Linked DNA regions of Homo sapiens: regions 2 and 3 are each linked to region 1. The links are chromatin contacts, found by Hi-C in ENCODE. All regions are on one chromosome and are shown on one strand. Each heading gives the region's core, a stretch centred on a gene start or an enhancer-like site at or near the end of the contact. The rest is flanking DNA. Distances are from core to core; before and after follow the strand shown.

Region 1 (3,868 bases), core at 58-2,557:
ACACTACGTTCTCTGTGATTCTCAGTGAGGCAGTTGGTGGCTGTGGTTAAGAAAGTAAGCTCTGCCTGTGTTGGAATCCAACACTGCCACTTACTTGGATGTGTCATCTTGGGCAGGTCACTCTGTCCCTCAGTTTCCACCTTTGCAATTTGGGACTAGTAACGCCATCCAACTCATAGGGTTGTTATGAGTTGTAATGAGGATTCAGTGGATTTAACCCATTTAAATGCAAGGTGCCTGGTATAATAAAATTATTTTCTTTTCTTAATTTATTCTTGTAGTTGGGGATGAAAAACTCGCACTCCTGTAGGCAGTCAGAAAAAATGAGTGAAGTGGGGGAACTAAGGGGCCTGGTCTGAAGGGGGAGACTGATATTTAGGGGAGTGCGGACCCAGTGGTGTGAGATTTTCAGAATCTCCTCTTGACGGGTCTCATCCGAGGTTCCAGCACAGCTCTGTAAAGGTAAAGACCGTTTACATTTTCCTCCTCAAAGCTTTATTATTATTATTTTTCTTCTCAAAACACTGCTTTGCTTTGGGGGAGCGCGGGTCCTTGGCCAGATCTTGAGTCTTGAGATATGTCTTCAGCATCTCCTGCTCCTCCTTGGGAAACGCTCCACCCGCCAGTGGGCCTGCGCCCTCCTCCCCTTCTTCGGGGTTCGGGTCCACCTCGTTTCCCCCACCCTCCCCAGGGCTGACTGCAAATCGGAGGGCGACTGCAGAGGCGGAATTCGGGGCAGAGCGGGGTCTCCCCAGCGGGCCACGTCCCACCAGCAGGTGGCGGTCGATCTGCAAGGCCTGCAAGGTGCCCGGACAGAAACTTGAGCAGATATTGGTGCCGCTGCCCGAGAAGAGCTCAGCCGAGTCTCCCCGAGCCCAGCTATCGGCATCCGCGAAAAAGCGGGGAGAGAAGGGCACGGGCTCTCCGCTGGAGCGACTCTGGGATTCAGACACCGCAAGCTGCTTTCGGAAGGGCTTCAGGAGGGGGTGAGTACTGAGCAGCGCACAGAAAAGGGAGCGCTGTCCTTTGCTGAAGGCATTGTCCTTGGCTTGCATTGAGTGGCTTTCCCACCCCCCGGGAAAGACATTTCGGGAAGGTGACGGTCTCAACAGAAGGAGGGAGCGCGGGAAAGAAGCCCGGGGAGCCGGCGCCTTCACGCCCCGCGGTCTGCAGCGGGAGGAGCGCGGGTTCCATCGCGCCAGATGGCGCTGTCTGGCTTTTCTCGGGCCTCGGGCGCCAGTCTCCAGAGGTCTCCGGCGCAGCTGCCTCTCTAGCCGGCCGACGCGGGCTCTGTGTTTCCGGGCGGAAGTGAGGCGCCCAGCGGAACGGCCTCTGGTGACATTTTCTTGGGGGCGGCGCGGACGACTGAAGGGACTTGGTGGTAGAGGCTGCGGAGGCGGCGAGGTTCACTTTGGTCCCGGCAGGGGCTCTGACCGCGACCCACTGCTCGCTGCCGGGGCTTGTTCCGAGGAGGAGAAGGCGGCGGTGGCCGTCGCGTCCTGAGTCACCGCAGCGGGGAAGAGTCCCGGCCGGGGGTTCGGTGCGTGCCCCGACGGGGCGCGCGCGAAGCGAGCGAGAAGGCACGGAGTCGCCGCGGAGCGCAGGTGAGGCGGGAAGGGGCGCAGGGCCGCGGCCTGGCTACTGGTCGAGTTGGGGGGCCCGGGTTGCGTCCCAGGGAGGGGTCGGGGCGAATCGGAGGGCTGCGGGCCGCGGTGAGGGCTCTGCGGCGTCCGGACGCTGGGGTCCTAGCGGGCCTGGCTGGTGGGCGCCGGGAACTCGCAGCCTGGATTGCCGGCTGACGCTGGGGCATCGCACCTCTCCGACCTCCTTGCTCGTCCGCCGTTGGTGACCCTAGCGTCCTCCCGGCCCGGCGGAGTTGGCTCCGGCACTCCAAGCCCCCAGACGCTGGGGCCGGGTTGAGGCGAGTCCTTTTCCGGGGGTGCTGAGGGGAGGCTGGAGGTGCCGCAGTCCCCGGGCTGCGGGGGGAAGCGACTTCACGGCCCTGGAGTTGTCTTCACGCAACTTTCCGGCTCCTAGGCCCGCGGGGGAAGCAGTGGCGGCAACTCCGCCAGCTCCGAGAGTAGGGGGTCTGGCGCCGACACCTGCCCCTGCAGCGGAGAGCTCCGGCGCCGCGGCCGCAGTGGCCTTGGTGGAGGGAGAAAAGGCTTTCTTATAGGCTTGGCGCCGCCTGCCTCTCGGCGCTTCCACTACCTTCGGTCGGCAGGCGCCTCCAGTCAATGCGAGAGATGTGTCAGTCTCCAAAATAGACCGCTTCTGGGGAGTTTGTCAACTTTATTTCAAAACCGGCGAGGATGTACACTGACGAACCCGTGTTAAAGACTATCGCCTTTACGCAAGCCATTCATTCTCACTTTAAAATTGTCCACCCCCCCGCCCCGACCCCCGTCCCCGGCAGCCCCCATCACAAAATTGATGCTCACAGGTTGAAGTAGAGAACATCGGTACGAGCCCTACCAGATCCTTGAGCAGTTTCTGTTTGGATGGGTTTTTCGTTTTTTGCCTGACCTTTTGCTTTCTGAATCCTCTTACCCAGTAGAATTAAAATCCTACTGATGATACTTCGTCAAGGTTGGACCTCTTAATTACAAAAACATCTGCCAATTTTGCTTAGGCTTTTATTGTGTAGTATTGGGTACATGCTAACAGAATCACTCCCTTTCTTCTCTTGGGATATTTTAAGGATGGAAGCTATTAACTTTCTAATGTAGTTTTGCTGATCTTGGCAATCTAGATTCCTCCAGTAATCAGAGCATTGCCTTTTGGTTTAACAAGCATTTTTAGAGGCCTACAATTGATAGTTACTGCCTGATGTCCTGAGGAGTCTCAGGACAAAAAAAAAAAAAACACATGGTTCAAGCAGTTATCCTGCCTCAGCCTCCCGAGTAGCTGGGATTACGGGCACGCGCCACCACGCCCAGCTAATTTTTGTATTTTTAGTAGAGACGGGGTTTTACCACGTTGGCCAAGCTGGTCTTGACCTCCTGACCTCGTGATCTGCCCGCCTTGGCTTCCCAAAGTGCTGGGATTACAGGCGTGAGCCGTGGCGCCTGGACTGAATCAGATTTCTTAATGGGAAAAAAAATTTTTTCTGACAACTTTTTGTGGAAAATAGGATGGACTGGATATTGGAGCTGGAAACTTTCTCCATTGTTAGAATAAGTTCACCGTGTAGTTGTTACTTATTCACTTTATATTTAACATGCATTTATGTGAGAGTAACTGTCATAATACTCTTTGTTTTATGGTTATGATTAATTCAAAACCCATATAGTAAAGATAAATTCAGCTTTAGGTTCTAATTTAATGCAGTTCCATTAGAACTGAGGGCTAATGCGTGTCCTTCAAAGGTTTCTTGCTTCTAATATTAATAGTGATATTGGTACTTTCAGTCTCTTTATTGTGTGACTAGTAAATTCTGTGCGCTTCTGTAGTTACTCATTATACAAGAAGTTGTTTTGTTGGGATTCCCAATCTTACAGCTTTTTTTGACACGTGCATGAACAGACTTGATAAATAGGCAATTTCAGTATTCTTCTTTCTAAAGTTTGGAATTCATGTACACTAGAGACCCAAACCTTTGGTAAATCATCTTAGATCTTCCTCATTTTCCTGCACATAACTGAGGATATGGAAATAGCATGTATTCATGTTTACTGAATAGACAGTACTTGAGAAAAACCTGTAAAGGTGAAAAATGTGTGTGTGTGTGCTTTTTTTTTTTTTTTTAAAGACACTCTTGCTCTGTCACCCAGGCTGGAGTGCAGTGGCATGATCACAGCTCACTGCAGCCTCAACCTCCCGAGCTCAAGCATTCCTCCCACCTCAGCCTCCGAAGTAGCTGAGACCA
Region 2 (4,165 bases), core at 329-2,828, 580 kb after region 1:
CACAGCCCACACTACCACCCCCACCGAACCCGAAGCTCCTGGAGGGGAAAATGCTTTTTCTCCCAAGGGTCCTTACGAAAGTTCAGGACTCGCGAGGTTATAAACAAACAAACAAACAAACAAACAATCGATACGATTTTGAGCCCTCCGACCCCGGAGTCCAAACAAATGGCCATAGAACTGTGGGTCTGGAGGACACCGCTCCGATCCATGCGGTCTCTCCGGGTATTAAATGGATTTATCGTCAGCCTGGTTGCTTGGAATTCTATTCTGTCCTTCATTTTTCACAGCGGAACAAAGTTGTCTGGACCCTCCAGCCAGCGCTGGGCAGAAGCAAGCAAGGATGCTCTTGGAAACGCGGTGGCCCAAGCCTAAGCGGCCATGCTCGGGGCTAGGAGCGGACCCCACGGCCACTCACCCCGGGGCGCTGCGACCGAAGCTGCCGCGGCCACTGCCACCCGGGGGCTCGCCGGCCGGCTCCGCGCATCCCGCCCTCTCAATGGACTTTCTTACCTCTTAATGTAGTTCCTGCCATACAGGATCTGTTGCAGCAAGGTCACCAAGGCAAAGGCGCAGATGAAGATGAAGAGCAAAGTTCGGCTCCCCAACAAATCCCGGTTGGCCGAGGGGTCCGCGTAGCGCATCCTGGCTACCGGGCGCCGCGGGCGCGGGGTACGGGGCGGCCAGGCAATGACTCGCGGGGTTCCGGGGCCCCGGGGGGCGCGCGGCCGACTTGGCGCCTCACGGTGCGGTCAGGCAGGCGGGGGACTTCGAGGGGCAAAGTTTCTGGTTGGCGCGGCCGGAGCTGGGGGCATCCAAGCGTCGCAGGCGCTGGGGCGGCAAGCAGGACAGGGCCGGTGGCAGGGAGCTCTGCCGCGGCCAGGGGCCTTCCCCACCCCCGGGTACCTTTACCTCCAGGCGCCGGTGCCGGGTAGCCGCCGATTTCCCCGCGGAGGGGAGACGCCAGGTGCCACGAGCCGGAGGCGGCCCCTCCCGCCGAGGTGGCGGCCAATGGGGAGCAAGACCCGGGCTCCGTCCCCTGTGCGCCCCAGCGCGCCGCGCATCGACCCCTCCAGTCCGGCGCCGGATCGCGGTTGCCCAGCGCGCTGTGCCCTGCCGGGGGCGGGCCACGTTTGATCTCCGGGCCCGCAGCAAGGGATCGCGAAGGTTGGCCTCCGGTTCTGCCGATAGGGACGGGGGGAGGGGGCGTACAAAACACCCGCGCAGTCTGGCTAATGATAGGCGGGCCGTGGGGAGGGGGAGGGGCGGAGCGCAAAACGCCGGGTTTGAATCTTGGAATTAAAAAGAGGGCAGGGGCTGGGCGCGGTGGCTCACTCCTGTAATCCCAGCACTTTGGGAGGCCGAGGCGGGCGGATCACAAGGTCAGGAGTTCAAGACCAGCCTGGCCAATATGGCGAAAACCCGTATCTACTAAAAATACAAAAAACAAAATTAGCCAGGCGTGGTGGCACGCGCCTGTAGTCCCAGCTACTTGGGAGACTGAGGCAGAAGAATCGCTTGAACCTGGGAGGCGGAGGTTGCAGTGAGCCGGGATCGCGCCACTGCACTCCAGCCTGGGCGACAGAGCGAGACTCCGTCTCAAAAAGAAAAAAAAAGAAAAAAAAGAGGGCAGGAAGAGGAAACAACAGTTGCGGAGCTGGACTTGATGGAAGGGAGCATTTGCGTGCGGCGCGCAGGGCACTGAGTCACCATCGTGGCCGCGTCCTCGCGCTCTCCTAGCGATTTCTCCGGAGAAAGCGGAGCAAGGTCAGCCGGGCAGCCCTTCAAGGACGGCGCGCCGCTCCTGCATGCTGATGGCCTGCGGGGCTGCCTGCCCGTGCCCCGGCGCCCAACTCCTACAAGGAAGAAATTCAGGGGCTCCCCGCCCCCGCCACAGTCCTCTTCCCCCTCCCCAGCTGCAACTCGGCAGCCGTTCGTCAAAGACCCTGTTGTCACCGAGACACTGGGACCTTGTCTCATCCTTGGAACCACTCGTAAATCTTAGGTCAGGCAGCCGGCAGCCTTCGGGGACCACAGTCCCCCCAAAGCTTTAGGAAGCCAGTTACTACATCCGGAAAGATTCGTGCTTCAGAACGCAAGCCAGGGAGAATAATCACAGAAACGCAATGCGAATGTCGTGCCTCTCAGAAATTCTTAGCCTGAAATACCGTCCCCACCCCCCAACCCGGCCAGGCGACAGTCCTGTCATCCTAACACCGCAGAGGCTCCAAGCGCTGGGAGTCGTGTGCCCGCGGCGCTCGCCACTGAGGCCGGTTGGAAGATTCTAGGGTGCCCCTTCCCAGGTTCCAGCAGGCACTCCGGGATGTTCTAGAGTCAGGCCAGGGATTCAACAGCGAACCTGACCGAAACTCAAACCTCAGCACAAGAACTTTGATGGGGGAAGTGCCCAGACTCCAATACTCTCGACCTTGGCATTTAGTAGTTTCTTCTTTGAACTGGAAAGATCAAATAATGCACAGTAAAATCTCATGATAAGGGTTCCACCAAGAATTCGGGATTTGTGTTAATTCATAAGGCAGAAGTGGCCCCTGTGCTATCCATGAAGAGTTTCTGTATTTCTCTGCAAGGTCACAGGTAGGCTTTTTTTTTTTTTTTTTTTTTTTTTTTTTTTTTTTTTTTGAGACGGAGTCTCGCTCTGTCGCCCAGGCCGGACTGCGGACTGCAGTGGCGCAATCTCGGCTCACTGCAAGCTCCGCTTCCCGGGTTCACGCCATTCTCCTGCCTCAGCCTCCCGAGTAGCTGGGACTACAGGCGCCCGCCACCGCGCCCGGCTAATTTTTTGTATTTTTAGTAGAGACGGGGTTTCACCTTGTTAGCCAGGATGGTCTCGATCTCCTGACCTCATGATCCACCCGCCTCGGCCTCCCAAAGTGCTGGGATTACAGGCGTGAGCCACCGCGCCCGGCCACAGGTAGGCTTTTTAACCAATTAAAGAAAAACTCCAACATTTAGAGGGCCCATTATTATAATAATTCCTGTATTTGTTTGCTGTCTGGCACATAAAAACGTGCTTCACTTGCATATATTAATGAATTTTCACCTCCTAGCCCCTGGCTAACCCATTTTACAGCTGAAAGGACTAAAGCAACAGATGCCCAAAGTAACTCACCTAGCAACAAGTCTTGGGATTCTGAGATGAGGTTCTTTCTCCCACACACACAGGCAGGCTGGCTTCTTGGGAGTGGGACTTGTTCATTTGTCCCCACCACCACCATTGATTTTGACTGATTGCTCCACTCTTGCTGTCTTCAAACTTTTGAACAAGGGGGTTTGCATTTCTCTTTGCACTGGGCCAAATTATGAGGTAGGTCCTACACACAGGCTCCAAGATGACAGTACTAATTTTTCACTAATTTTTCTCTACTTGGTGCTCAAGTGTAGAGTTTGAGGGGTACTATCATCTTCACTCCAGGCAAGGCACTGTTGTTTCTTTTGTATTCCTGCTTATTCTCCACCCCATCAGGTGCTCACTCTGATACCTGTCTTTGAGTGCTGTTTTCTTGGAAAAACAAATCTATTTTCAAGAAATGAATCAAAATTATCCTAAGAACTTTTTAATTGCAATATAATGCATTTACAGAAAAGTACACAAATCATAAATGTTCAGGTCGCTGTGTTTTCACAAGCTGAACACACCCATGTAACCAGTACACAGATCAATTATCGGCCCCCAGGAGTCCCCTCATGTTCCTATCTGGTTACTATGTACTCAAGAGTAACCACTGTTCTGAATCCTAACCCCAAAGATCAGTGCTTCCTGTTTTGTGTTTTATATAAATGCAATTATACATTATATATTATTTTGTGTCTGCCTTCTTTTGCTTAACGTTGCTATGAGATTTATCCATGCTGTTGCATGTGGTGGGCAGAATTACAAGAAGACCCCCAAGATTCCTCACCCCTTCTTGTATGCACATTCCCATAGGTATTGATCTAGGCGCTGCTGTGAAGGGAATTTGCAGATGTAATTGGCCTAAATCAGTTGGCTTTAATATCAGGAAATTGTCCTCAGTGGGCATGGCCATATGGAGCCCTTACAAGGGACTGGGCTCTTCCTGGTGAAAAAGATTTGAATCACGAGAGTGGCTGATATGAGGGAAATTCTTTGCTGTTGCCTTCGAAGACAGAAGAGGTCCACAAGGCA
Region 3 (3,879 bases), core at 1,285-3,784, 980 kb after region 1:
TGTCCAAAACTTTGTTTTTTCTTTCTTTTTTTTTTTTTTTGGAGACAAGGTCTGACTCTATCTCCTAGGCTGGAGTGCAGTGGCACTATCTCTCAGCTCACTGCAACCTCTGCCTCCCCGGCTCAAGCCATCCTCCCACCTCCGCCTCCCAAGTAGCTGGAACCACAGGTGTGCACCACCACGCCCACCTAATTTTTGTACTTTTAGTAGAGACGGGGTTTCACCACGTTGCCCAGGATGGTCTCGAACTGGTGAGTTCAAGTGATCCATCCGCCTTGGGCTCCCAAAGTGCTGGGATTACAGGTATGAGCCACCAAGCCTTGTCTGAACATGTATAATACTCGTTACCTGAACTACAAGCTGGTATTTGATAAAATGTAATTGTAAAATACTAATATAACCCTCAAAATAACTATAAAGGCTTCAAAGGTAGTGCCTGATTTTGTTTATCTTGAGTCCATACCCATCTCCCATAATCGGAACAAATTACATGGGACACCCCTTAGAAGAGCCATAAACCACTGACAGTGGTACATATTCAATGCAAAGAAGAAAAGCCATATTCTCTCATCCCAAGAGGAGAACTTCCAGATACTTCAGAGGACATCTGGGCTTGAATATCACTGGGGCATCTCAATCCAAGTCCTTTCACCCTCAAAGGTGCTCTTTCCCAGCCATCCTTATGAGTGGTTGGCAGCACCATCAATCCAGACACCAAATTATGTCAGTTCTACTTCCTTTACAGTCTTATATCCACTTACTTCTCTTCATCGTTTTTAAAACTACCTTTTTGAAGTTGGAAATCAACTCTCATCTAGACTATTTAAACAACTTCTTAATTGTCCTCTCTACTTTGCATCTCCTATTACCAGCCCTAAATTATTCCCTACAATGCAACAGTGCAGTGGTTAAGGACAAGAACAAAGGAGTTGTATAAATTTATAGCCTGGGTATACATCTCCACTCACTAGCTGGGTGAACCTGGGCAACCTTCTTAACCTTTTTGCCTCAGTTTCTTCATTGCTAATGTAGAAATAATAACACAACTCTAATGGTTGATAAGAGGATTAAAGAAAGTAATACCTATAAAGAATTGTGAATTGTGTCCCGCTCAGAGAAAGGTTGGGTTATGTATGTGGAGGGCTGGGAGAGAGAAGCAAGGAGGGAACATTATGGATATATCAAGGGCTACAAAAATCACAGGATACACATGATGCAAAGTTCTAAAGCATTAGTATAACTTGAGGATTTGAGAAAACACATCTAAATATATATTATGGCATATTATTCAAAACTTGCATACTTACAACAAGAGATTTTAATACAAATTTTCCCTTGGGAAATTGGGGCGCTACAAAACATGCCTCCTAAAACCCCTGGGAAGTACAAATTTTCTTTCCTTCCCTATATGGTTCCAGACTTTTCTGGAACCACTGTAGGCATTCAATAAATGACGGTATTATTCAGCCACTCCCCAGTTAAAACTCTTCCAGTGACTCCCCGCTGACCTCTGGATAAAGTCTGAACAATGAACACTGGTGGACAGAGTCCTGGTTTACCCTCTCCAACACATTTGTCTCTACTAGCACCCAAGTTCCATGGTACTGCAGGCGGCCAAGAGCTCTACACTTTGCCTCCCTCGTTGCGGGACTTTTGTCTGCAACTACTCGGGCCCCTCTACACCCTCATCTCCTGGCCAATCCCTTTAGCCCTCAGTCTCTGATAACCATCACTTCCTCTGGCGTGCCTCCTCTGGGTCCAACTCCTTTTCTCCCAGAGTTAGGCTAGGAGCCACCTGTGGTCCTACTACATTTACCACTGTCCTGGTTACCAGCCCGCGCCTCTCCTACTAAACTGTTAAGCTCTGTGCATAAGGGACTGTGTTGCCTTTCCCACTGGGTTATTTAGGCGTTCAATAAAGATCGTGAATTAACTCATGAATCCCGGTGTCCACAGCTGGAAGGCCCCAACAACAAACTCTTTCAGCACCAACTCAACTTCCATCCCCCCATCTCTTGGCTGGGAAGGGGCCTCAAGACTGGTCACTGCACTCGGTTCTAAACCAAGTACCAGGGCCTTAAAAACGCCAAACTGACCAGGAGGGACGCTAGCTCCAAAATACAGCCCAAGAGCACGCTTCGAGGAATGACTGACACACTAGCTTCACGATCCGCCCCGCAGAGACCCACAGCGCGCCTCGCGCCCAGCTATGCGCACGCGCGGGGCCACTGCAAAGAGGGCGGTTCCGACGCGGAAAACAGGGAATGCGCACAGAGCAAGAGCGCACGGCCCGGCTCGAGAGGAGGGGCGGCCTGGGGGCGCCACTAGTAGTTCCCGAACCCTGTCACAAAATCTGCAGCCTCCCGGCCCCAATTGCGCTTCTTCCTCTTCAGTCCTACAGCGGCTTCTCACCCACACTCCGTACGCCGTCCTCAGGAAAGGCCCCCGCTAATGGCAAAGCCAGCCACCCGCACTGGCCGCGGGTCCTCAGCCGGGATAGACAGCCCCGCTGCTGCCCGACGGACGCCGGAAGTTGGGCCCTGGCCGCGCCGGAAGCCCCGGATTTCCCGGCTCCGCCCCACCCCTTCGCCCGGGATTTCCGCCGAGGCGGTGCAGCTACCGCGCCGTGTTGTCCTCTGTCTGCACCGCCGCTGACGGAAAGCTAGGCCCTTCTGGAGACCCGCTTTCCCAAGGGCGCGGCCTCCTGGGCCGGGATGCACGAGGAAAAATAATCCCCTGCCTTTCTTCGGTAGCTGTTTTCCAGTCCACAGCACCACTGCTGAACCGAGCGTTACTGAGTAGCGTTCTTTGCCTTCACCCCTCCCTTCCTCTACCACTTGTCCACTCTCGAGGTTTAACTAAGAAGTCATACTTTACTAGACAACCCAATCTCAGAAGTCGTCATTTCCCCCTTAGCTACTTGAATAGTACCTGGCACCTCTTGCTTCCTCCATTAACTACTCCCTCGGGCAGCGACGTCCCTCCTTTCCCTCTTCTCTCCCGATTAGAGCCACTACGGGCCGTGCCTTCCTCTTCCACGGGAGCTCTATCTTGGTACACCCAGAACCACCTCCCTCCCTAACCCGCTGCCACACTCGTGGGGGTCTCTACCTGTCTCCTCTTGATCCAGGTAAGTTATGTGGACCTGAATAATAGAGTACAGAAAAGTCACTCTTATGCACTCACTATGAAAATGACTGAACAACTTTCTGGAGCCGTGTTGACATAATAGGATACTCACTCGGGTTACACCTTATACAAGGGTTATACCCCTTGATAAAACCACTGCTCTGTCCTTGACTAGGGACCCATATATGCCACCCGTATGCCACAATCTAACACCCCCACTACCCAAGGCTGCAGTCAGCCCTGTTAGGAGCTGTGACCCATTCTGTCCCTTGGACTAGGAGCCATCTGCTTTTCCTCCCCACTGGATCTGAAGTTTTTTTGTCTTACTCATATATGCTAAGTTTAAGTTTTCTGTGTGAGGGTCTAATTGGTTGAAGGAAAAAGGATTTGGTCCTAGTTTCCCCTTATGAGCCAGCTGTCTTTGACCAGATTAAGACATCACCAAAGGATTTTAAGTGGGTAATATAAGAAGTGTATTTTTCTAAATGCTTCCTCTGCCTGCAGTATGAATAGATAGGAGAGATGCCAGAATGGGTGAGACCAGATAAGAGACCCACTGCAGGGCCACAAGAGAGATACTTGAACTAGAATGTGTGGAAACAAAGCAAAGAGGATAAATTCATAGGAGGCAAAACAGAAACTGGTGACAGATTAGATTGGGGTTAGGGAGAAGGCATCAATTATCAGGCTCCAAGACTAGGCAATTGGGTAGTGTAACTGATTTTTTTTTTTTTTTGGAGACAGGGCCTC

Evidence for each region. Hi-C counts contacts between places; a loop is a spot of excess contacts on that map. Pooled maps may share reads with other maps.
Region 2: a loop to region 1 is called in a map of dorsolateral prefrontal cortex, with 5 times the contacts of the local background. The contact joins the promoter of ST8SIA5-DT here to the promoter of ARK2N in region 1. A Hi-C loop is called at or near these places in 1 of 168 maps with a recorded cell type or tissue (dorsolateral prefrontal cortex), 5 of 37 single-sample maps with no recorded cell type and 4 of 50 pooled maps.
Region 3: a loop to region 1 is called in a map of naive thymus-derived CD4-positive, alpha-beta T cell, with 25 times the contacts of the local background. The contact joins the promoter of HDHD2 here to the promoter of ARK2N in region 1. A Hi-C loop is called at or near these places in 1 of 168 maps with a recorded cell type or tissue (naive thymus-derived CD4-positive, alpha-beta T cell), 2 of 37 single-sample maps with no recorded cell type and 11 of 50 pooled maps.

Annotation. Positions count from the first base shown.
Region 1 is chr18:46,172,727-46,176,594 of GRCh38, forward strand. It overlaps ARK2N (arkadia (RNF111) N-terminal like PKA signaling regulator 2N), which reads left to right and starts at 1,308. Exons shown (of 5, transcript NM_145055.5): 1 at 1,308-1,604. RefSeq lists enhancers at 882-931, 1,252-1,511, 1,542-1,591, 2,192-2,321.
Region 2 is chr18:46,755,865-46,760,029 of GRCh38, forward strand. It overlaps ST8SIA5-DT (ST8SIA5 divergent transcript), which reads left to right and starts at 1,579. Exons shown (of 3, transcript XR_001753434.3): 1 at 1,579-2,595; 2 at 2,933-4,165. It overlaps ST8SIA5 (ST8 alpha-N-acetyl-neuraminide alpha-2,8-sialyltransferase 5), which reads right to left and starts at 1,189. Exons shown (of 7, transcript NM_013305.6): 1 at 514-1,189. The coding sequence starts at 644. RefSeq lists a silencer at 772-1,161.
Region 3 is chr18:47,147,966-47,151,844 of GRCh38, forward strand. It overlaps HDHD2 (haloacid dehalogenase like hydrolase domain containing 2), which reads right to left and starts at 2,535. Exons shown (of 7, transcript NM_032124.5): 1 at 2,413-2,535. RefSeq lists an enhancer at 1,944-2,003.